5 separate regions of the Mus musculus genome follow, and regions 2, 3, 4 and 5 are each linked to region 1. A link is a loop called in an ENCODE intact Hi-C map of the cell type or tissue named here. Cell type or tissue: heart. All regions are shown on one strand.

Region 1 (5,000 bases):
CGCGCTGCCTGAGAATCCAGTAACGAATTTTCTTTCTGGGTTCCAGCACCCGTCAAAGTATGAGTGTGTCCCTGGTAAGGGACCCAACGGCGGCCGGCAGGCAGGCGCGCACTGTCCTTGCTGCAAACTACCGCAAAGCCGCGCCAGGCTTTTTCCCACGCTGCTTTAGAGCCCAGTGCAAAGAAGGGTCATATCTGCTAGCCCCCCAGCAATAAGGCAAGCTAGTGTCTTGGCTTGGGGGACAGGAGGCCAGAAAGGGCCCTCTAAATTTTACAAAGAAAATGTTACCAGGTTATTTCTCTCCAGTCCTCAGTACGCCGTGTTTCGCTCCACTGCGCTTTTTTGCCCCGGATCCCGCCACCCTAAAAGCCTGCATGGGGCAGGAAGTAGCAAAAAGCTGGTCCTTCTGCCGGGAGGAAACTTAGCGGAGCCAGAGGCCAGAGCCCAGAGCTCAGGAAGCAGGCCTGGGGCACTTATCAGGAATCCCAGGTGTATCTCTTCAAGCCAACAAGGCTTCCTCAGTAGCAGACACACAAAGTTAGTCTAAGGACTGAGGCCAAGGGAATTTCTACAACCCTACCCAAAGACTTGGAAAGACCCCAAGATCACCCAGGATATCTGACCCCACCCGCACGTCTGCTGTCCCCTTCCCTGAGCCTAAGGCGATCTTGGGTTTCCCGGCCAGAGCGCACAGCCTACCATTGAGTCCAAGAGCTCTGTTCTCAACACTTCTCTGACCCTTTCAAGTTCGTGCAAAAACGGCTGGCAGGAAGCTTTAAGGGGATCACAAGCCGGCTGGCCTCAGTATCCAGAAACTCCGATAGGGGTGAAGATAGAAAAACTTTTCCTAACATTTTTTTCACCTTGGCCCGTTGCTAAGATAAAGTTCTGAAGAGTTTAGAGTGTAAAAAATACAGGAGATGAGATTTGGTCTTTTTCTGATGTTACCAATCAAGAATAGGGACACAAATGGAATATCCACACTCTCGGCTCTGAGACCGAAAGGATAACAAGCTAACCCTGAGCACCCCAGCTCCTCATTCGGCACGATACTAGACGGGAATAGAGTTGGGGTGATTGGTGTTTAGTTATGCCAGCAGTTTTGAGTTGCCTTAAAAGACTGCCGGATCTGGCAAGGCTTTTGGGGGTGCTGGTGTAATCGAACACCACTAACAACACCAATCACCTTCCTGTGATTTTTCTCTACTCAGTCTTTTCCCCTCCACACGGGAGCATGTGAGTAAAAGCTCGAACCACCTAGAAATGGTGAGCAGAGAGGAATTCCACTTCTCAAAAGAAAGATTGTTCCACGGCGCCCTTAGCTTCCAGCTGCCCCCAGCTCCAGTTGACTCTCCGCTTCCAGTCTCTCTACTTAATTAGAAGTGGCCAATTAGACGTTGATGAGAAAGCACCATCCGCCTAGTTCAAGTGCCATTAACTTTTATGCTTGCGTCTAAAGAGGAGGCCGAAGCCGCCGCGCACCACAACTGCCAGCTGGGCTGCTCTGGTGCCCATGCTGCAGAAGGCTGAAGCCCGCGGGGTTAGCCCGAGAGTGTAAAACCAGGAACCAGAGCGCCGCGCCACACCGCAACGCACCCCCTTACCTTGCATGTTTTCTGGCATCTGCCCCTGTTCCCCATGCGATCGGACCAGTCCTGGGGCTTCCGTCTCCACTTTGGGCAGCATGACAAGGCGGCTGCGGGCGGGAATGGGGCGTCGGTGTCGGTCCGGAAGCCCAGCACCTGGACACGGGCAGCAGAGATTCAACTCCAGCGGAAAGAGAGAAGGGGTGATCAGCGTGCCCGCTCACCCACCCGCTCGCCAGAGCTGCCGGGCAGGACCTCGGAACCCTGTCCGGTCCGGCAGCTTCAAAGCTGTCCCTAAGCTGAGCGCGGGAGATCCCGGCTACCAAGCTAGACTAAGAAGACCGCGTTCCGCTGCCCGGGTTCCGCTCCGCAAGGGCGGAGGCAGCGACAGCAAAGGCGCTGCTGCCCCGGACAGCGATCTGTGCGCGCCGCGCTCCGGAGGGCAGCAGAGGCAGCCGCCAGCTGCTACTGCTGCAGCGGCTGAACGGCTCCCGGACTCCTTCCCCTCTTGCACCCGCCCTCTGGCTCAGGATCAGCAGGGGTCTCTCTCTCTCTCCTTCGCTCGCCTCACTTCTCTCCCCTCCTCTACTGTCCTCTCCTCTCCTTTCCGCCCCTTTCTCCTATCTCTCCTTCAGCTCCCTCTCTCCTAATATCACAAGTGTGGAGTTCTGAAGTTCCAACCTCCCACTCCTCTAGGGTGGAGAGCAACCCTTCCAGCCCCGAGGGTGACAGAGTCAGGAGGAGAGGGGAAGACACGCTGGAGAGGGGAGGTAAGCTGGAGGGGTGGGGGCAGGGGGGAGGTAAGAGGTGAAGACAGTGAATCGGGACGCAGGTTCCGGACTCAGGTCGGACACTAGCCACTAGCCAATAAGGAAGCTCTGGCCTCGGGGCCTGCCCCAACCTCTTCACCCCGCCTTAATCTACTCCACCCCACCCTGGCTTGAGACGGGAGGGGCTAGTGGGGGATATAAATGCTACTAGGTTTCTCAGCTATTGAGGAGCGACCGGTGTCTTAAGTGAAGCGGCCAGGGATCTGAGAGCCGAGAGGCCATTTCAAAGAGCCGGTGAAAGGCAAGAAGGGCTGGAGAGTGTGGGTGTAGGTGGTCCATGCATGAGTGTGGAGAAGGAGACCTGTGGAGTGAAGGGCCTACTTAAAACACCGAGAAAAAAAAAAAAGGATGTTAAAATCATAAATGGAGGGTGGTTGGTCCTTCTATCAAGGTCCTCCCTGAAGGCAGACATCAGAGAGGTACAACTGAATGACTGCGCCCTGAAGAACCCAGGGGTTATGGCTCACTTTGCGGACAGCGAAGAAGTCACTGAGGTTTCTCTCCCTTTGCATGTAATTGGAGTAAAAGACAGCCACTTCTGCTTCCCCAGGCTGCTCACCAACCCACCTCCCTACTTATGGAAAGAACACTTGAGTCTAAAATTATCTTAATGACTGTCGAATTTTTAGTGAGAGAGACCTGTGTTTGGACCTAGGATGGAAAGATCCGACCCTTGATTTCTTTCTAGAGTCCCTTTGGTGGCCCCATGCCCCCCACCCAACCCCCACGAGGCACAGCATTTTTTTTTTTAAGTTATAAAGAACCATCTGTTAGGCCACTAGCCCAGCTTCATCTTTAAAGTTTTCAGATCTCATCCCAACAAGATGAAAAACACTCTTCCCAGCCTCCTGGATGCAGGCAAAGCTTCATGCCCACGGTCTGCTGTGCAACTGGGTAATTATCAGAGTCCACCCACAAGGGGGTGGATTTGAATCTCAAAAGAGCTGAATTTATTCTATGTAAATGGCATGGAGATCACATAAAAACTGCCCAGTCTAGTATTTAATGAATAAAAAATTATTCCAAATCATTGCTTACACTTTTATATGAAGTACACTATCCATTGATGGCTATCAACTCATGCATATTGATGTTCTAAACTGGTTCATATTTTTGCTGTAAAACATATATATGCAGAATCTAAAATATCTGATTTCCACCTTTTGCAGCATTTTTAGGGCCCTAATGTGGCCTAAGCATGTCCCTTCTGGCCACAAATATTGAGGGGGGCTGCCAATTAGTTTGTACAGTGGAGCAGGCTGAATTTGCCTCTATTAGTGTCCATTACCCTCAGGTTTTCACGTTAGTATCAAGTAACAATGTCAATACGTGCTCAGTTTTGCCCCTTCTTTAAGACATCACTTTGAATTACAAATGCATTTCTTACACAGTTCAGAAAGGGGGCCACTCTCTAGGCTCACAGCATCGCTGCTCACTGCCCGCTTTGCCTTGGATTTCATGCAAACTTGAGAAATCAGTTTCTTTCAAAGTGTTAAGAACGAACAACCTCCATTCACCTCCACTCACTGCAATTCTAAGGACTCATAGTGGTCTCTTGTTTATCATCTTCCTACCCACCAGCCAAGGATGCAGCAACTCTAGCTTCTTGGTCCACCCCCCCCCCCTTCTTTTTTTGTTCAAGAGGTGGCTCCCAAAGTTGAAGAGCCTCGTGATTTACAGTGGCTAGAAGGCTGGCCAAAACCAGAGGCTGAAGCTGACCCAGTGTGGTGAACTTTGTGGTAGCACCAGCTTCTATCCCAGAAAGGACATACTTAGGTCAAATTAGTGGCTTTGCAGCCCCATCTGCCCCCCACCCCCAGCTTGTCTTCCAAAGCCAGAGCGGTGTATGCCAAAGGTCAAGTGGGGCTTTCCTTTATCTTCCCACAGGTAGACTTTCCAAGAAAACGCCTAGTAGATGAGGAGGGAGGGGCAGACAGGGAATAGGTGTCCAAGACAAGGTCTAAAAGAATCTGGCCTTTGACATTTAAGTAGCTTTTCCTTGCTTTGAAGATCTAGTCTAGGCAGAGCCTCTGTCTAGCAGCCAATGAAGGGGCCTGCTAGAGAGATCTAACAAACAAGAGAAGTTGCCTTTTTTGCCAGGTGTAGTGCCTGCCACCTTTAATCCCAGCACTTGGGAGGCAGAGGCAGGAGGATCTCTCTGAGTTTAAGATTCCAACAAGGTCTATGTAAGGTCTCTATAGTTAGTAAGGGACAACCAGTGTGGCATAGTGAGTCTCTCTGTCTCTGTCTCTCTGTCTCTCTGTCTCTCTGTCTCTCTGTCTCTCTCTCTCTCTCTCTCTCTCTCTCTCTCTCTCACACACACACACACACACACACACACACACACACACACACACACACACAGGGGAAGGGAGAGGGGAGGGAGGCTGAGCTTTTCCTAGAAAAACCTGACTCCCACCTCCAGAATGAGACAAGGTAACTCAGATCGGCCTTTTTCAGATTTCCAGGTTCTTGACAATATCTCAGTAGGGCTTGGGGGCGCGCGGGGGGGGGGGGAGGGCGGATTCAAGGAGCTGGGTTTTGTTGGAAATTCAAGGGCACACTCACGTTTTTCCCGGAGTTG
Region 2 (5,000 bases), 280 kb after region 1:
ACCCAGTGTGGCACCTGTCCAGAGTCACCGATTCCTTATCTGTAAAACAGAAACCATCCAGATGGGTTGTAGGGTTGCAGTGAGAACTGACTGAAATGTCTGCTCAATGCGGGGCTTCTTCTTGGCTGTTCTAGGCTTCCCACCCGTCCTGTTTTAACACTATGTTGACCAAAACTGTGGTACCCCAGAGGACCACTCTGCGAGGGTCTGTAGTCTGGAGTTCAGTCTAGCTGGGAATCCGAGTTGTGTTACTTTACTCAGCTCATTTGCCTGAGTCCACGTGCCTCCAGGGATCACACTGGTGTAGACGGGCTCTTCCCATCCATGCTGACCTCCATCTGGGCCACCGGTAACGTAGTGTGCTATCATCTGATTGGCCAGACCCACCGGAAGCCTGCTGCTCGGCACTCTAAGGTCTCAGTGTTTCACTGTGACTTCCACGAGGACGTGGACTACCACAGAGAGACCTGTATCTGCTGTCTACTGTGAGCTGATAAGAAAACACTTGAGAGCCACTTTAAAGGCACCAAGTACTTAACAAACGCTCATTAAGTCTGTGCCTTCCCTGGATACTACAATTACCTTGTGTGGTGGGTTTTTTTTTTTTTTTTTTTCTTCTTCCTTTTTCATTACGTCTTACCACAGGCCTTTGAAATAAAGAGCTAATTGCTTGGCTTAATAAACTTCTCCCTCTGACAGTCTATTAACTATTTTGCCCTTTATAAATATCACCTTTGAGGTCTTCCTGATTTTTCTCCTTAAGGTTTTCCCTGCGGAGCCCAGCACCAACTGTCCAGAGGTAGGAGAGTCTGGCTTTTCTTTCAGTACTCTGTTGTTTATTTATTTTTATTTTTCAATTAGCAACACACTTTGCCAAGGCCTTTGAGAGACTAAAACCACAGCTAACGTTAAGAACAGTGGCTTTGAGTATATTCTGTGAGCAATATATTCCTCAGGGTGTCAGAACCCCTGAGCTCTGTGGAAGGATTCTCCAGCACCTTCTATCCATGCACAGGGCTCTCTTTCTGGAACTCCATCTCTGTTGTTTGCATGGGATTCTTCCTCACGTTGGAATAGGTTGCCTGGAGAATCTACACTTTTGCTCTGCCCAGCTCTATCTCTCACTCCACAGCAGTAATCATGCTGTCTGCAGCAATGTGCTCTCTGATGACACGGTCTTCTCACTCACTTCCCATTAGAACCTTACAGGCTTTCATCCATCCCTATTTCCTACAAGACTTTCTGTTCTTTGAGACCAAGCTTCATCTGCCTGCATCAGGGGCTCATTTCAGCACCGAGTGGGCTGGCAGTCATGTGCCCAGCAGAGGGATTTACTTTGCTAGTGATATGGGGATGTGGGTAGAAGCTGAGCCTTGTCAGATGGAGGGCAACCTTTCGTGGATGCCTCTTAGAACATCAAGTTCATTTCTTCTTCCTCCCAACATGAGTGACAGGCAGATAGTTTGCTTCTCTGATGCCCAGTGGTGGCATCCAGTGTTGGGGACTTCATCAGCACAGTAGAATGACCTCACCAAAGGGGAGATGTGGTTCTCATCACACGAAGACACACTGTAAATATGAGCACTCTCTTGTCTGTGAGTTCATCTGCCTCAGAATTTAGGCAGGAGGACTAATTCATTCTCCAAGCGCTCGCTCTCGCTCTCTCTCTCTCTCTCTCTCTCTCTCTCTCTCTCATCTTGTGCAATGGGAGTCTAGGGAGGGAGAGTGTTGAGTTTGAGCTGGGGGCTGAAGAATGAGAGCAGAGACAGCACAAAGAGGAGAGACATCCTTGCCTTTCATGGGGCATCAGAATTGTGGACATTCATGTGGAGAAACAGGACAGGGTTGTTGGTGAGCAATGCAAAGTAGACACTGACATTCTTCAAGAGCCAGCATGTTCCAGTTAGTCAGCAAAAAGATTTTTTTCATTATTTGAAGGAATATTATATTACATTATGAAATCACAAAACTAAAGGAGGTAGAAGAAAAATTTGAGAACATTTAAATGTGGTTTCTTTGTTTTACTAAGACTTTCCCCAAAGCGTTCGTGGGCCTTATTCCTATTTTGCCTCCTACATTACTTTGGTAATTGTGTAGAATTACAGTGAGAATGGTCATGTGGCAAGGAGTTCATATACAGGCCATGGTGGCAGCTAACACATTGAACAAGACTGTCAATCCACCTAAGGACTTGGGTGAACAGACAGAGCTAATCTACCTGACAAACGTGTGGATAGCATTTTCTCCCTTCTCATAAGCAACACGCACCTCACATGACACTTTCAGTGGGAATCCTTAAGAACATCCTTATAAATTGCACACACACTTTTCTTCCCTGAGAAAAGAACATTAGGCGTTTGTAGAGCAGAATTCGTTCATGATTTTGGGTGATAACAACCCAGATGCTTTGTTGATTCTTAATTTTCCCAAAACTCATTCATTCTTCATCGAATCAGCACTTGTTTTTTGTGTGCGCTCTTTGAAATATTCCACATCTATAAGACATATGCTGCTCTCCAGTTCTGTATTCCCAGGTTTAGCCGTTCGAACCTTGCTCTCTGAAGCAGTAACATATTCTTTCTCACGAACTGACTGCAGTCACCTCAAATTCCCCCAGCACAGTTTTCCTTAACTAACCATGACACTTGGGGAAAGCCAGTGTTTTCTTAATGGCTTTAGCCCTTTTTTAGAGCAGGACAGGGTTTCCAGTCACCAGGCCAGACAACACTGAAGTTCCAGGCTTCTTTGTGGTACACACTGCGTTCACCCAGGGTCTGGAGAACTTCCTATGCTTCTGATTGTGTCATTGGGATTAAGGATGTAAATTGATGCTAACTGCGTGACTGACATCTAGTGGATAAAAGCCAGTGGTGCTGTTTAGACCAGTTTCTCTCCCATCTAATCCCTTTCTGCCCAATAGGCTTTCTTAGATGCAGCAATCTTTACCTATATATAGGAAAATTGAAGTACAGAGTCATACCACTAGAAGGAAAAATGGGGGCGGGATGTCGGACTCTTCTATAAATGAAGACTATTTCCTTTGTAGAGACTTGTAAGAGTGTACCGTATCTTGGAGTTGGAACAAAACCCCTGTGATTGTAGATTTACCTTGTTTATTGGAGAGCATACAGCACAATGGCCAAAGAGAATTTCAACGTTATTATTTTTTTATTGTGTTTTTAAAAATTTGTTCACTTTGCATTATCTTTATAAACACACTGTAAAAAAATTGGAGCTTTGATTCTGATATTACTACTATATATGAATATTATAATCCCTTGTTAATATTGTTCTGTTCTTAGACTCAAATACCAATAAACATTAGAATAAATTTTAAATTATTTGTGTCCTTTGCCTGCTGTAAAACTTTATCTGTTATTATTAAAGGTATAAAAAAGAGTTGATTTTGCCAGGAAGACTTTTAAAAACAGATTTATTTATTTTATTTAACTAGGGATACATCATAAGATTCTGTTTCAAAACAGGACTTATTTTTCAAAATTGTGTGTGTGTGTGTGTGTGTGTGTGTGTGTGTGTGTGTGTGTATAGTTGTCCACAGAGACCAGAAAAATTTAGGCATAAAATATTTTAGAAATACACGCTTATATAGGTATTAGAATGTGGATGTCTTTAGAAATGTAAAATCTGATTTTCAAAATATGGATGATTGAACAATGTGGCATAGTGGTTTATTTTTATATATCCATTTTTCAAAGTTAACTTTAATGAAGATTTATAGTTTGTTTTTATTTTATATGTGTGGTATGACTGTTTTGACACCATGTATGTGCACTATGCATGCAGTACCTGTGGAGGCCAGAAGAGGGCACTGGGTCCACTAGAACTAGAGTTAGAGACAGTCGTGAGCCACCATGTGGGTGCTGAGAATCAAACCTGTGTTCCCTGAAAGAGAAGCCAATGCTCTTAACTACTGAGCCATTTCTCCTGGCTCTGTCAAAGTTAACTTTTTAAAAGAGAGATTCGTTGATTTTTATTTTGTATGTATGTGTGTTGAGTCTGCTTGTATGTAAATACACCCGGAGACTGCCTGGTTCTGAGGAGGTCAGGAGAGGGCGCTAGAACCCTGGTTGTGAGTTAACCACGTGGTGCTGGGAGTAAACCTGTGTCCTTTGCAAGAGCAGTAAGTGCTCACGACCTCTGCAGCTCATCAGTTAAGTTTCAGTTGCTAGAGAAGACCTTGGCATTCAAGTTGTAGATTTTGTTTGTTTGGTTAAATGTGTGTTTTCTGAGAGAAGTTTTCTTCAGAAGAAAATTACTTCTCTTCGTATTCCATTTCCTCTTTGAAAAGCTAAGAAAGGTTGAGCAAAACCCAAAGCCCCACCTCACCGAGCATCTGGTGGCAGCCTGCAGCAACAGCTGTGTAAGGAAGGGAGGAAAGCCACGTCGATGTGTGTTCACTCTTCCAACTGTCACTTATACATGACCCTCACTCCTGTGCCTTAAGTCCCCTATGTCCCCTGGGAATGGCTAGAGGCAGCTTGGCCATGACTGACCTTTGATTATCAGGTCACAGTCAAAAGAATTTACATTTCTCACTGGTGTGGAGAGGAGAGGCTCTTAGTTTGCTGTGTGAGCACTGTTAATGAGAACAGTTTCCTTGGCAATGAAGTAACAAAGCCAATTATTATGTGACATGTAAATTATGCCTGGCTCTTCTTTTTTTTTTAAAAAAAATTTGAGTTATAATTTGCATGTAGTTGAAAGGCAGCACTGCATTTAATGAGTGATCTGCACATCACAACCTATGTCATGTATAAACAGTACTTCCGTCTCCTAACTATTTTTGTCTGACCTAGAGTTTGATAGGGACAGAATCCCACAGTATGCACTCCTCATATGCAGTTCCTCTGTGGAGTTTTCAAAGTGCGTTCATGTTGTTGTCATGTGACTTGTGTCATGCACGTCACCTTTTTGTTACTGGGTGACTTTTCATTATTGGGTGATATTGGACATGCCCAGTTTTCCTTCCTCAGCAAGTG
Region 3 (5,000 bases), 320 kb before region 1:
TGTGATTTCAGTACTTGGAAGGCAGAGATAGGAAGATTATGAATTGGGAATATAGTGAGACTCTGTTTCAAATAGACAATTCGCATTTATTATCTTTTTGAGGATTTATTTACTTTATGTATATGAATTTTTGCCCGCATCCATGTATGTGCCATGTTCATGCCTGCAGGATCCCCCTAGGTGGGTGTTGGGAATTAAACCCTGATCTTATGCAAGAAAAACAAATGCTCTTAACTGCTGAGCTATGTCCGCAGTCCCTATTACCTACGTTTATCTCTTTCGTTTGAGGGTTTAAAGGAGTTGGTTGGTTTCACTGGTACTGGGGTTCAAGCTTTATCCACAGTAGGCAACCACAGTATCACTGAACTATGTCAGTAACCTGTAGTGTTTAATCTTTCAATTATTTCCTAATTTTATAACTTCAAAGATGATAAGATATACTGAAGTTGCTGCTCCAAACGGAGTTTAGACGGAGTTTAGAAATATTAAGTGTTTCATCATCTAGCCACCTCCTAATTATTATTCCATGTAGTTAGGATACTATTTCTATTTTCTATCACCAAAGAATTGAATAGCACAACCAGTATAAGTGATGTGCTGGTGTGTTATCATATAAATGCTCAAGGTACGACTTCTAATGGTGAAAAACGGGAAAATAAATGGACGTTGATGAAGTGTGTCTTCTTTTGTCTGTTCCCGGGAAAGTTTATTTCGGGCATTTCCACTGGCGGAATGATTAGCGCTAACAGCTTTCCCCCTCCGTTTTATTTTACAGGGTCTCTTCATCTTCCTGATATATGGGGTATACAACCTAGAGGTAAGTCTGCTTGGAGTAGCTCAAGGCTGACAGCGTGAATGAGAGAAATGACAGGTTTCTTATCTTGATAACTGTAGAACAAAGTTGGCTTTCATATGAGTGTCCCACTGCCCTTCATGCTTGGGCTGGCTTATGTGCAGCCCAGCTTTACCATTAAACATGGACACCCTGAGTACAGGGACAGCCTCATTTCTCACTGGCACTGACTAATATTTTATTACTGTCTGAAGTTTTTGAATTTTCAGTGTTCAACGCTTAGCTATACCTGGTAGTTTCAGGAAATAATTTAACTGTAGTTCCATGGGGCTAGGAAGATACAATGCCTCATGAAACTATTCATAAAATACAGTTTTAAGGTTTCTGGGCAGGCTCAGAGAGGCCTGTGTTGGTAAACAATACACCGCTATGGCTTTAATTGCAAAATTTCTCAAGGAAGTTATTACAAGAAGTCATCTCGAGAAACACTATGAGAATATGGACGTGTGATTTCTTTAAGAAAACACACTATGTAAATAACTGTTCTCCAGGTCTTTTTATTAAAAAGTCTGTGGTGTATAAATACACCTAGGAAAGTTGCTGGTTTAGATTTTTGCATGCTCGCTGTGAATGCCTTTTATACATTATTAGGCACTAAATTAATATCTATTTGGTTTTGTCGATAGAACTTTTAATTTCAAGATTTTATCTAATTTCCCCCAACTGAATAAGGAACAACTTTTCAAGTTTCTAGGTATTCTATACTGGAGGGGTTGGGAGAGTGGGGTATGTATCCTAACAGAGATTTTAAACAAGAACGATGGCCAGTATTTGAGGCTAGTTAGTATTCAACGTAATAAGCAAATTCAGACAACTGAGAAAGTACGTGGCATTTAAATACCATCTGATGATGAAGTGTGTGTGGGCGTGTTTTACAGGACAGCTGCACCTGGGATTACACGTGGTTTCCCTTTGCGTAGCCTTCAGGTAGGCTGGCACTGAGACAATTTTCTGCAGCGGTCCCTCCTCTATGGCAGTCTCAAAGGCTCCTTCAATAAAGGCAAAGACAAGCGTTATTGCTGTCTCCATTCTGAAAAGGAGTAAAAGCTATCTGTAATCAATACCGTTACGAGTTTAAAGCTTTCAGGCAGAATCACAAGTACCTTAAGGAATCCTATTCTCTGTTTGATTTTGATTCAATACTTGGATTGCAAACACTAAAGTGAACCAAATGCCAATGTTCAGTTTTCAGTGTCTCCACCTTCCCTAACCCCTTCCTCTGCAGCTCCCACGCCACGCTGCAACACGCTCTCCTGGCGTCCCCGGACTTCCCGCCCCTTGGGCTCCACCTCCGGAGCGCCTTCTCCCTAGAAACCCTCAGCCACTGTCTGCCCCTCAGCAGGGCCACCAATCACGTCCCCTCGCTGCGGAAGACCCTCCGCTGTCCGCCTCCAAGTCCCCGCCCCTCCCACCTAGCCCCCAGCAGCTCCGCCCAACCGCCCGCTTGATTGACAGGCTAGCCAGGCGGAAACTGAGGCGCAGGCGCACGGGGCTCGCCGAGCGCCCCTCTGGTCCGGTCGAGGACTTCCCGGCAGACACCGCGCCGCGGCTGCGCAGAAGCGGGGAGGCTTTTAATTCCATTGTGGAGAGGACGGCGTTATTTTTATTAACTGGAGGCGACGGCGGCTGCGGCGGCGGCGGAACCCGTAAGTGTGGCCGGCGGGCCGGGGCGGGCGCGGGAGCGGCCAAGAAGGCCGCGGGGTCGAGCGCGCCGGGCCGGAGGCGGCGGGGCTGCGGACGGGAGCCGGGCGCGGTGCGGGCTGGGCGGCGGCGCGGCGGGTCCCAAACGCTGCGGTGGTCCCGGCCCGGGGCCCGGCCCTACCGCCGTTCCCCCTCTTCCCTCCTCTCCCTCCTCTCCGCAGCCAGGCCTCCTCCGGGGTATGAAAATCGGCAGCGGGTTCCTTAGCGGCGGCGGCGGTCCCAGCAGTAGCGGTGGTAGCGGCTCCGGCGGCAGCTCCGGCAGCGCCAGCGGCGGCAGCGGCGGCGGCAGGAGAGCAGAGATGGAGCCCACCTTCCCCCAGAGTATGGTTATGTTCAACCACCGGCTTCCCCCGGTCACCAGCTTCACCCGGCCGGCGGGGACGGCCGCCCCTCCCCCGCAGTGCGTGTTATCCTCCTCTACCTCCGCAGCCCCGGCCGCTGAGCCCCCCCCTCCGCCAGCCCCGGACATGACTTTCAAGAAGGAGCCGGCGGCGTCAGCCGCGGCCTTCCCTTCGCAGAGGACCTCCTGGGGATTCTTGCAGTCCTTGGTGAGCATCAAGCAGGAGAAACCTGCGGATCCCGAGGAGCAGCCGTCCCACCACCACCATCACCACCACCACTATGGGGGGCTGTTCGCTGGGGCTGAAGAGCGATCACCAGGCCTAGGAGGAGGGGAAGGGGGGAGCCACGGCGTCATCCAAGACCTCAGTCTTCTGCACCAGCATGCCCAGCAGCAACCGGCCCAGCACCACCGCGATGTATTACTGAGCAGCGGTAGCAGGACTGATGAGCACGGCAACCAGGAGCCAAAGCAGGACGCTAACGTCAAAAAGGCAAAGAGGCCAAAGCCAGAATCTCAGGGAATCAAAGCCAAGAGGAAGCCAAGTGCATCTTCCAAACCTTTGGTTGGAGAGGGAGAAGGTGCCGTCCTGTCCCCAAGTCAGAAACCTCATATCTGTGATCACTGTAGTGCTGCTTTCAGGAGCTCCTACCACCTGCGGAGACATGTCCTCATCCACACGGGCGAAAGGCCTTTCCAGTGCAGCCAGTGTAGTATGGGTTTCATCCAGAAATACCTACTGCAGAGACACGAGAAAATTCACAGCAGAGAGAAACCCTTTGGGTGCGATCAGTGCAGCATGAAGTTTATTCAGAAGTACCATATGGAGAGACACAAGAGGACACATAGTGGAGAAAAGCCATACAAGTGTGACACTTGCCAACAGTATTTTTCAAGGACTGACAGATTGTTGAAGCACAGGCGCACGTGTGGTGAAGCCATAGCAAAAGGAGCCGCTAGTGCAGAACCTGGGTCATCAAACCATAACAGTATGGGTAACCTGGCTGTGTTGTCTCAGGGAAATACAAGTTCCTCAAGGAGAAAGTCGAAGTCGAAAAGCATAGCTATTGAAAATAAGGAACACAAGACTGGCAAAACAAATGAATCACAAATGTCAAACAATATAAACATGCAGAGTTATTCAGTAGAAATGCCTACTGTGTCTACCAGTGGGAGCATAATTGGCACTGGAATAGATGAACTGCAGAAAAGGGTGCCAAAATTGATCTTTAAGAAAGGAAGCAGAAAGAATGCAGATAAAAGCTACCTTAATTTTGTGTCACCGTTACCAGACGTAGTTGGGCAGAAATCCTTGTCTGGTAAGCCAGGTGGCTCACTTGGCATCGTATCGAATAATAGTGTGGAGACCATTAGTCTTCTCCAAAGTACAAGTGGCAAGCAAGGCCCGATAAGTAGTAATTATGATGATGCCATGCAGTTTTCAAAGAAGAGAAGATACCTACCAACTGCCAGCAGCAACAGTGCCTTTTCTATCAATGTAGGACACATGGTCTCCCAGCAGTCAGTCATTCAGTCTGCAGGGGTCAGTGTTTTGGACAATGAGGCGCCATTGTCACTTATTGACTCCTCAGCTCTAAATGCTGAAATTAAGTCTTGTCACGACAAGTCTGGAATTCCTGATGAGGTTTTACAAAGTATTTTGGATCAGTACTCTGGCAAATCAGAAACACAGAAGGAGGATCCTTTCAATTTAACAGAACCACGAGTGGATTTACACACCTCAGGAGAACACTCTGAATTGGTTCAAGAAGAAAATTTGAGCCCAGGCACCCAAACACCTTCAAATGATAAAACAAGCATGTTGCAAGAATACTCCAAATACCTCCAACAGGCTTTCGAAAAATCCACTAATGCAGGTTTTACTCTTGGACACGGTTTCCAATTTGTCAGCTTGTCTTCACCTCTCCACAACCACACTTTGTTTCCAGAAAAACAGATATACACTACATCTCCTTTGGAGTGTGGTTTTGGCCAGTCTGTTACCTCAGTGCTGCCATCTTCGTTGCCAAAGCCTCCTTTTGGGATGTTGTTTGGATCTCAACCAGGTCTTTATTTATCTGCTTTGGATGCTACACATCAGCAGTT
Region 4 (5,000 bases), 170 kb before region 1:
CTATCATAGAAGATACAAGAACGAAAGATGATGGATTAAACAATAGAAGCCAGTTGCCAGGGTGCTGGTTCCTTGGGTAAAGGTGACAGTGCCAAACCTGATAAGCTGAGTTTAATCGCTGGGACCCACATGCGTGGATGGAAGAAGAGAACGGACTCCTGAGAGCTATCTTTGGACCTCTGCAGGGACGTACAGAGTGGCACGTGCATGCCCTGCCCCCCAAAACAAACAAATGTAAAATGGCTTTCAACATCAATGACTATTTAGTCCAGGTTTCTGCACCGTCCTTTGAAATCTAAGTTCTGATGACAAGGAGCCACATTAAAAATCAAACAAATGAACAAACAAACAAACAACCCCCCCAAACTTAACTATTGTTTCTTTGGTTAGAAACGTACAGTGAACTTTTTGGGACAATTGTATTTGATGTTTGTTAAAATCCAGAATTACTCTTGTGCAGTTCTCTGGAATCCTTTAAGAGGTCTTTTATTCACTCAGTGAACACTTACTCTATTTCTGTAAAGAGCCAACCACTGTTCTGAGTACTTTCGTGATTATCTTGATAATTGTTCCTTCAGTTATGTGATGAGACACATGCTGACTTTATTCCTCGGGTATAATAAAGAATATATTTCCAATGATTTTCTTTGTGTCGTCTTTTGAACTATTGAATCGGGTTTCTTTGTTTAATTCTGCAGTAAAAGATGAAGTGAGGCACATGCCAGAAGCTTGCTCTTATGTTAACTAAGCCACACATCGTACTTAGACCTTTTGGTAGAATTTGTTCAATAGGGCATATAGATTTCTCCTCCAAAGTAAATTATCTATTAAATACCATTTTGTTTTTACAGTGGTAGGAATTGAATTCAGGACTTCATGCATACTTGGTGAGTGCTCTGCCACCTGGATTTACCCTCAATCACATTATTGTATTTTTAAAAATGCCAGTGTAAGGTTTTTTGTTTTATTAGTTTTTATTTATTTAGAAACAGGGTTTCTCTCTGTAGCCCTGGCTGTCCTGGGACTCTCTCTCTCTCTCTGTAGACCAGGCTGGCCTCGAACTTATGGTACAATTCTATTTGCTAGTATGTCAGCCTCATATGGTCAGAATTTCAGTTGGGGCTGTATCGGACTATTTATTTTGTGTGTACATTGATTCCTCAGAAGAAATCCAAGGTGACTTTAGTTCCATCTCCCAGATCTGCATCTTTCACCCCTCACTCAGCCTCTCCCGTAGGCCTTTCTTTACCTGTTTAATGTGCCCAAGACAAGAAAAGCGAAGGAACAGTGGAGGTGCTGGCGTCCAGTGTCATAGAGATTTCACTTACAGAATTTCTGCCTCTCATTTTTGCTGTCCTGGATTTGGCAGGACTCCAGCTTCCGAAGGCCCCGTAGGCCTTTGCTCAGGGCACCAATCGGAGATCAAGTTGTTACACATTCATTATCTGGTTTCTATATCTTCTATAGCAAAGTGAAGTTCTGTCTACTCAACCGTTTTTTAAGACAGCATAACAAAACACCAGGGCTGCGTTTTCATCTCCAGCACTCCGTGTTCCCGCCCTGGCTGCCTTCCAGAGGGAAGACTCACCCAGAGTCACCCAGGCAGCAGTGACACTCGTGGGTGGCAAGAGTCTAGAAGCACATTGTTAAGCAGGCCACAGATGTTCCAGAACCAGCTGCCGAGAGAGAGCCCAGGGCTGATTGCTGAGCCCTTTCACTCAGCTCAGGGTACCAACCCTGCTTGGGTAATCTTTGTACATAGTACCATTCATCTAGTTGGCACTCCCCCTTTGTAGTGGCGTTTCTCACTCGAGTAAGTCCGAGGCAAGCCACGTCGGGATGAGCCGCAAGGCCACTTTGCATGAAAAAGCAAACGCGCATGTGCACAGTGCCCGAGCCTCGCTCGTGCAGGGGCTGTGCAGGTGAGGACACGCACTCCGGAATAATCTTTCCTTTTCTGAGAGCCAGCTGCCTATGCTTACTGAGGCTTTCTGTGGTGCTGTTTTAACGGCTTGTTTGTCAGTCATTCTGCATGTTAAACAAGCAAAGCCTGGAATCTCCTAGGGTCCCAGGAGTTCTTTATTCATTCCTCCATATTGAAAGTGATTCCTGTCAGCCCATGCTCTCCAGGCTGCCTGGAAGAACTTTGGCATAGTTTTCCTAACCTTTCAAACAGTCAAAGCAAAACTCTCCTTTGATAATATTAATAATAATAATGAAAAAAGGCCAGAGGACTTTGGCACGCAGCCATTAAGGATGCAGGCGACTCGGCGATCTGACAGACTATTCCACAAAACACTGAAAAGTTCCCTTTAAGGTCCCCAGAGTGGGCCGGGGCACTTTGCTTGTACTTAACATATATCAACTGTCACCCGGCAGCGGCACTGAGTGTTGACTGAACACAATGGGACATCCAGATGGTCTAAACAAAGGGGGCAAATGTTCGCTGCTATTAAAAGCTGTTTACACCAACTTCCAGGATTTCATGTAGTGAAGTTTATATTGTGTCACAGCTGAGGTGCGCGGCTCTCTCAGCAGCCAAGACCAACCCTTTATAAACTCCTGTTGCACTGGGCTAGGGCATTCAGTGCTAGAGGAAAATGAAGGAGCATAAGTTAGCCAAGTGAAGGATGGCGACTTTGCCCCCATTCTGCCTCCGAATCATCGATTATAATTCTGTGCACCACACCCAGTCATAAAGAAAGCAGACCCTCTCCTCTGATGGGGGTGTGTCATGGATGGATGAACGGATGGAAGGATAGGACTGCTATCTCCTTCTGCAGACAGAGCCTCTGAGTCTTGGTGGCTCCTCACTGGGGGTGTTTGCGTGGTAATGGCTTTGTTTTCTTCCTCGGAGGCACCGTGATATCAGGTCCTGTCTATTCAGGATTAATCTACATAAGTGAGAGCCCCACGCTTTGCTGTTTTCTTCCTTTGACCTCATTATGGCACATCCTTATTCATTCCAGACACACAGACCCTATTGTTAAAGGCTTGTTTTTAGCCACTGATAACAAGACTAATATGAAGGGTCTCCACATTACTGATAACTAAAGAAGAATCTAGAAAATGATCCTTGTATTCAGTTCTTAATCACTAGACTTTCTCCTATGATAATACACTTGAGCTAATAAGATACTAATAGCACAGTACTCATTCATTTGTCCTAAAATTTAAGGCCTAGTAAAAGCAGAAAAAAAACTCTCACAAATGCAAGCTTAATAATTATTTTCTATGTAAGCAGATTTATCGAGACACCATTTTATGTCACCTTTGGCTTATTTTTTTATGTGTGTAAAAGTAATTTTTTTTTTTTGGCCAGGTGTTGGTGGTGGCACACTCTTTTAATCCTAGTACTTGAGGGGTAGACACAGGTGGGTTTCTGTGAGTTCAAGGTCAGCCTGGTCTACAGAACAAGTTACAGAACAGCCAGAGTTACACAGAGAAACTTTATCTTGGGAGGAAACAAAATAAACAAAACAAAAACAGAAACAAAAGCAAACCAAGAAATTCATTATTTGTTGTGTCATTTAAATAACCATAAATTAAGTTTTTAATGAAGCTTTTAAAAAAGGAGTGTTTATGTACTGAGTAGACTCAAACATTTACGGAAACATGATCTGTTGATCTGGTTTTCTGCAGAAATAGCCTTTGCTTTGAGGTAAGATCATGATAATACTGAGCAATGTCATGTGGCATGATGCAAAGCTGAATCTCACTGCTATGTCCTGTCCCCAGTGAAGGATTGTCATGGATGCTTTGTGAGCACCGTCAAATTGGACTGCTCTCTACTATACTGGGGCATTTTCTGGTGTCACAGTTGTGATAAATGGGGCCATTTTGATCAACTTGCTCAGAGCAGGCTCTGAGCTCCTATTGTTTGCAGGGATGTTGCTCTTCCTTGTGTTAGCCTATGAGGGTTCAAGTTTTGGCTCTTATGTTTAAGTTTAAAGAAAAATACAGTGTCCTAGAAAGGTGTATGGGGTTCCTGTGTACAAAGATGCTCATATACAAGACCTGTGACAGCCTTCCTTGGGACAAATACCCTTGTTAGAGTTTGAAACTCTGCCCTGACAACAGTTCTTTAAGGTAGCATGGGGGCAGTGAAACTATCACTCAGACCTGACTCTGTTATTCCCACTATTGTGTTTGGTACTTTTCATAGGTGTCTCAGGGGGCTTCGGATTTTGAGGACAGGGATGGCACAGATGTGAAAGTAAAATGTAACAAACATGAGCACTTCTGCCTTTGCCAAGGGCAAACCCTGTGCCTGCTTCAGAGAAGCCATTCCAGGCCTGTCTGTCAGTCCCAGCGCAAGCTGCTGGGTTTCCTGTTTATGCCTGCGTGGAGCCCCACATCCTGCGAGCTTGCCTTCAGCGGCAGGTTTTTCCGCACACCCTGGAGAGCTCTTCCTTAAACTGGCTCTCTATTTATCATCTTAGTGAGCCATTGGAATTTTGTTAATTCCTGTTTTACTTAGCGCATGCAGAATGCTATCAATGCCCGAGGGAAGATAACGTTAACTTACATATGCTGCTTAGAGTGTAATTAAACAACTTTTGTAAAACAAACCTGGTCAACCAGACAGGTGGATGGCAGCTTTCTTGCCATCCAGGGTTTGGGTATATAAACTCATACTAACACCACTTCTAACTTGGCTACCTATTTGCTTGCATTTTTGTTCAGAATTTAGGAATCCCCTTAGTTTTGGCCAAGTATGGAGTTAGTGACGTTTGCTTGGCACCCTCTCCCGTCACTTTATATCATGATACCTTGTAGTCATGTGGGGCTTTTCAGCATTTCTTTGTCCCTTAGAACACTTTAAGAACTTGTTCATCATTGAATGTAAATAACATATTGCTATGCCATTACTCTTTCTAAGGACTGTTTTTTTGTTTGTTTGTTTGTTTATTGTTTTATCGAGACAGGGTTTCTCTGTATAGCCCTGACTGTCCTGGAACTCACTTCATAGACCAGGCTGGTTTCGAACTCAGAAATCC
Region 5 (5,000 bases), 180 kb before region 1:
ATGCAAAAATAAACAAATAAAAATATAAAGATCTGTAGTTTATGATGCTTACTTAAGCAGGGTGTGGCAGCATAAATCATACACCTTTAATCTTAGTACTTGGGGATGCAGAGGCAAGCAGATCTCTGTAAGTTTGAGGCCTACATAGTGAGTTTCAGTCCATCTAGGGCTATGCAGTGAGATCCTGCCTCAAAAACAAGAACAAAAACAAAATAAAAATAAAACAACCCCCAAGCACCAGTAAGATGTTTACTTGACTTTTCTAAAAAGTATTAAAAGTACTTTGGCTTGTGTTAAGGAAAAAATGCCCAACAGTTTTTGAAATGACCCTAAACATAACTTTGCTTAGCATTATGTATTTGTGTGAAGCATTTCTCAGCACTCATGATCATAAAATAAAAATACCAACCAGCTCTTCAAAGCATTGAATATCTCTCTCTCATATCAAGCATTCAACCAACAGTTAAGTTTTTTTTTTAAAGATTTTTTTTTTTTTTTTTTTGAGACAGGGTTTCTCTGTGTAGTCCTGGCTGTCCTGGAACTCACGCTGTAGACCAGGCTGACCTCGAACTCAGAAATCTGCTTGCCTCTGCCTCCCAAGTGCTGAAATTAAAGGTGTGTGCCACCACTGCCCGGCTTTCTAAAAGATTTATTTATTTATTTATTTTATGTATGTGAGTACACTGTAGCTGTACAGATGGTTGTTAGGAGTTGAATTTTTAGGACCCCTGCTCGCTCCAGCCCAAAGATTTATTATTATATATCATATATTATTTATGTCATAAATACATTGTAGCTGACTTCAGACGTGCCAGAAGAGGGCATCAGATCTCATTACGGGTGGTTGTGAGCCACCATGTGGTTGCTGGGATTTGAACTCAGGACCTTTGGAATAGCAGTCAGTGCTCTTACCTGCTGAGCCATCTCACCAGCTCCAACAGTTGAGTTTTAATGAAAATAAAAATGATAGACAAGCACATCATTTTATTGTTTTCATCTTTAAAGTAAATGATACAATTATATATATATACTTATATATATATATATGCTAAAGAACTTAAATATTTTTATTATTATTATAATTTTATTTATATTCCTATTCTATATGCCTTTATACCTGGGTCACATAAAAATGTCCAGGGCAAATAGGTTAAGAGTAGGAAAGCCTAAGATACACTGCCCTAGATTTTGGGAGTGTTCATGTGACTTGTTTTGACCAAATGCCTGATGGGAGATGTACCATGAGCTGGGGACTTCAGATTGCTGCACATAAGAAGGGGTCTTTGGGTCCAGGGATCTACACTGAGCTGTGAGTATCTCAGGTAGCCACTGGTCTGGTGTGGACCAGAGATATGTGGAATAGGCTTCTCCCCAGCCCATATCTCAATCCGTTCATGTGCACTTGCAATGCAGCATCACAGAGGGTTAGCCTCGACTCAGTTGGCGTTTTGCCATGGAATACTGAGTTTGGGCAGTTTGTTCTGGTGTTTGCTGTGCAAAAGCTGATTTAATCCGCTGTTGCCCCTGGACTCCTCTATGTGAACTTTAGATATGGCATAAAAATACATAGCAACATTACATATTCAAGTAGCCTAGCCATTTTATAAATTGTCACAGTCACCATTTATAAAGGTCACCCTGGGTACAAGAATAATGAGTGTCAGCCCTGATCTTGTGGCTAACGAGAGACAAACGTGTGCTTACAAACTGAGGTAAATCCGTTGCATGGAGTCCCATGAGTGCCGAGCCAGGCTGAGGAGTCTGAAGGTTTGCTATGGAAATGTACAGGTCCGGGGTTCAGTACTCAAATATGTGAATGAGTAATGCCAACAGTAATGCCAATCACAAATGTTTTCATTTAATTCCGTGTGACGCTGCTTGAAAAGGCTTTAAAAGTCCTGACTTGGAAGCTGGGTATGGAGGCACTACTTGTAATCTCAGCACTTGGGAGGCAGAGGCAGGAGGATTGAGAATTCAGGGCTAGCCTGGTGGGGGATAGCAGTGAAATGACTAGATCTGTATAGTAGTGAACTCGATAGGAAGACTCTAGGGGTGGGGGAGGAGAGAGGGAGAATGAGAGGGACAGAGAAGAGATAAGATAAAATAGACAACTATCTGGGAATGACGCGGGCTTTTGTAGCCTCAAAGCCCAGAGATACACCTCTTTCAACAAGGCCACACCTCCTGATCCTTCCCAAACAGTTCTACCAACTGGGGAACAGGCATTCAAATATATGAGCCGCGGAGGCCATTCTCTTTGAAGCCACCACAGGTAGTTTGCAGCATGGATGTCTGCACATACATGTAATACCCATGGAAACCACAAGAGGGAGTTAGATAACCTGGAACTGGATTTACAGATTGTTGTGAGCTTCCGTGTGAGTGCAGGGAATCTGTAGTAAGCTAACTGAGCCGAGATAAGCTTATAAAGAAGAAAGGTCTATTTTTGTTCATTGTGCTGGCGTGTCCAGGGCATAAATCTGGCACCAGTCTTGGAGAGAATTCCATGGTAGATGACACCATAATGCTAGATGCATTGTTTTATTTTTTGTTGCTGTGACAAATACCATGATCAAAACCAACTTGGGAAGGAAGGGGTTTCTTTCAGCTTACAGTTGTAGTCCATCACTGAGGGAGGTCGGGGCAGGAACTCAAGGCTGGAACCTGGAGGCAGGAGCTGGTGCAGAAGCCAGTGGGCAATGTTGCTGACTGGCTTGCTATCCATGGCTTACTCAGCCCGCTTTCTTATATGACTCTTATATGGCCCAGGGGTGTAAGTGCCCACCATGGGCTGAGATCTCCCATATTAATCAGTAATCACAGCAATGCTCCACAAGCTGGTCATCTCCCCTCCCTCCTTTTAGTGCTAGCTTGGCCAAGTAGAAGGATGATTTCTAAGAGCTCCTTGCACAGACAGCTTTAGGCAGTGTGAGGGCAGACTTGGAGGAAGAAAGCAAGCAGGGCAGGGTGTAACAAGTCCCTTAGCCCCTAGTCCTCATCGTGCTCCTGACCCCAAGTCCTACTCTGAGACATGGTTTACAAGGGGATGATGGAGTCCATCCCTATGGTGACCCTGATGTCTGACAGGTCCTCATGGAGAGCCAGCCACATAAGACACTGGCTTGGTTGTCAGATTGAGGGTATCCTAGAGTCTCAAAGAGGATTGAAGCTGGCCTCCAACCTGCTGCATGTTCCTCTACAGCTGCCCCATTCCCTCAGAAGTCACAAGTCACCGAAGGCCACTGGGTACTTATAGTGCAGCTGTTATGACTTGGAAATTGAATTAAATTTTTTTTGTTTTGTTTGTTTTTGGTTTTTCAAGTCAGAGTTTCTCTGTGTAGCCCTGGCTGTCCTGGAACTCACTTTGTAGACCAGGCTGGCCTTGAACTCAGAAATCTGCCTGCCTCTGCCTCCCGAGTGCTGGAATTAAAGGCGTGCACCACCACGCCCGGCCATCAGGTTGGCCTTGAACTCAGAGATCCACCTGCATTTGCTTCCCAAGTACTAGGATTAAAAGCGTGCGCCGCCATCACCACCACTATCTGGCCAAATTTTATATTTATTTAATTTGAATTTACATGAAATAACTGATAACTTTGGCCAGAGGGATGGCTTAGCTGTTAAGAGCCCTTCTTCTTCCCGAGGACCTTTTCAGTTCTCAGCATCCACATGAGGAAACTCACGACAGATGTAACTTCAGTTGAAGGGTCTGATGCCTTCTTTGGGCCACTGTATACTCTTGGGGCACACACATACACTCAGGCATACACATACACATAAACAAAAATTCTTTTAAATAAGAACTGATACAAGTCTACTATTCTAAAGCTTTAAAGTCTGTGAATGTACATTTTCAACTTTAAATGATGTGTATTCTTTATCTCTGACTTGTTTTCCTTTTCCTTCCTCCCTTCCTCCCTCCTTCCCTCCCTCCCTTCCTTCCTTCCTTCGTTTCTTTCTTTTTTAGACCGTGTCTTGTTCCCCAGTCTGGCTTCAAAATGTTGATCTTCCTACTTCTTGCTTTGGCTCCTAAATCCTGGGGTTGGGGGTGGGGGTGGGCTACTGCTACAATTAACTACTTTAAAAAATTATTTATTCAATGTATATGAGTGCACTGTAGCTGAAGAGCTTGCTGTATCTTTCCCCTGAAAAAGCCCCAGTAGAGCTTGACCAGACATCTCTTAGGATGGAAACTCATTGCTTCATCCTAGACACTGATATTTTCTGGCTATGGAAAGCATTATGACTATTTTAGCTGAAACACTTATTCAAGTCTTGGAGGAGACATAGCATAAATGCATGCACCTGCTAATTAAGGCTCAGGTAGAGGTTTCCATGTTTCTAGGTCATAACAACAGTGAACCATAGTGAGAGGGATCAAAGGATGCAGAATTACGAGAGCAGACAGTTGGGCATCTCCCAGTGCTGGCAACCCGTCTCCAGTTTCCCCTCATCCCAATATTTACCTTCAAGGGCCTGATTCTGATTCCAGCCCTTCCACCTTTTTTTTGTGCTTTCTAGGACATGAAGGCACAGGAGCCCAAGAGTCCCCTCTGCTATGGCACTTGGACAGTGCTGTGACATTTTTCCCCACAGTGGCAGAATGCCCTTGTATAGCATTGACTCTAGGGTTTTTCAGTCGACTCCGGGGACACGGAGTGTCACCGTGACTCCAGTAAGTAATACGGGTGGCACAGGTAGACGGATCTGACAAGCCAGAGGACTAACCGTGCTGCGTCCGCCTTTCCCCAATGAAGGCTATCCATCAGCGCCTGGAATCTGCTGGAGACGATGAGGGTGACAAGGGAATAACATCCCTTTCTCTTCCATCGACAGGGGTAATAACTCCTCACTCCCAAGGGACAGATTGTAAAAGCCAATAGCCAGGAGCTGTGAAGCAGGGAGGGCAGAGGGATTGAAAATTAAAGAGGGAGTGGAAATTTTGCGGAAGGCGGCAGACAGTAGGACCGGAATAAACCGTCAAACGCCAGCCTTTTAAT

Evidence for each region. A loop is a pair of places that touch in the nucleus more often than their neighbours do. Peaks named below come from ENCODE experiments on the same cell type or tissue, not always from the same donor. Only the 100,000 strongest peaks of a DNase experiment are listed, where the experiment ranks them.
Region 2: a loop joins it to region 1, with 3 times the contacts of the local background. A loop is called at or near these places in 10 of 42 quality-filtered maps.
Region 3: a loop joins it to region 1, with 4 times the contacts of the local background. A loop is called at or near these places in 2 of 42 quality-filtered maps.
Region 4: a loop joins it to region 1, with 2.1 times the contacts of the local background. A loop is called at or near these places in 4 of 42 quality-filtered maps.
Region 5: it touches region 1 in a loop (2.2-fold over the local background); 4 of 42 quality-filtered maps call a loop at or near these places.

The regions. Positions count from the first base shown.
Region 1 is chr1:136,947,118-136,952,117 of GRCm38, forward strand. Nr5a2 (nuclear receptor subfamily 5, group A, member 2) reads right to left here. Exons shown (of 9, transcript NM_030676.3): 2 at 4,985-5,000; 3 at 1,605-1,742. Among named protein-coding and RNA genes, the nearest start is that of Nr5a2, 11 kb to the right of the region's middle. In heart, a CTCF peak has its summit at 2,017; no DNase peak of the experiment used is centred here; H3K4me3 peaks cover 3,172 bases; H3K27ac peaks cover 898 bases; H3K27me3 peaks cover 3,462 bases.
Region 2 is chr1:137,222,844-137,227,843 of GRCm38, forward strand. No RefSeq gene overlaps it. Among named protein-coding and RNA genes, the nearest start is that of Gm25609, 9.7 kb to the left of the region's middle. In heart, CTCF peaks have their summits at 2,856 (motif pointing left) and 3,813 (motif pointing right); no DNase peak of the experiment used is centred here; H3K4me3 peaks cover 260 bases; H3K27me3 peaks cover 1,102 bases.
Region 3 is chr1:136,622,553-136,627,552 of GRCm38, forward strand. Zfp281 (zinc finger protein 281) reads left to right here and starts at 2,349. Exons shown (of 2, transcript NM_177643.4): 1 at 2,349-2,499; 2 at 2,720-5,000. The coding sequence starts at 2,734. In heart, a CTCF peak has its summit at 2,378; DNase peaks (open chromatin) are centred at 2,279 and 3,079; H3K4me3 peaks cover 2,508 bases; H3K27ac peaks cover 1,958 bases.
Region 4 is chr1:136,780,036-136,785,035 of GRCm38, forward strand. No RefSeq gene overlaps it. Among named protein-coding and RNA genes, the nearest start is that of Platr22, 86 kb to the left of the region's middle. In heart, no CTCF peak of the experiment used is centred here; no DNase peak of the experiment used is centred here; H3K4me3 peaks cover 694 bases; H3K27ac peaks cover 1,143 bases.
Region 5 is chr1:136,771,617-136,776,616 of GRCm38, forward strand. No RefSeq gene overlaps it. Among named protein-coding and RNA genes, the nearest start is that of Platr22, 78 kb to the left of the region's middle. In heart, a CTCF peak has its summit at 2,324 (motif pointing right); no DNase peak of the experiment used is centred here.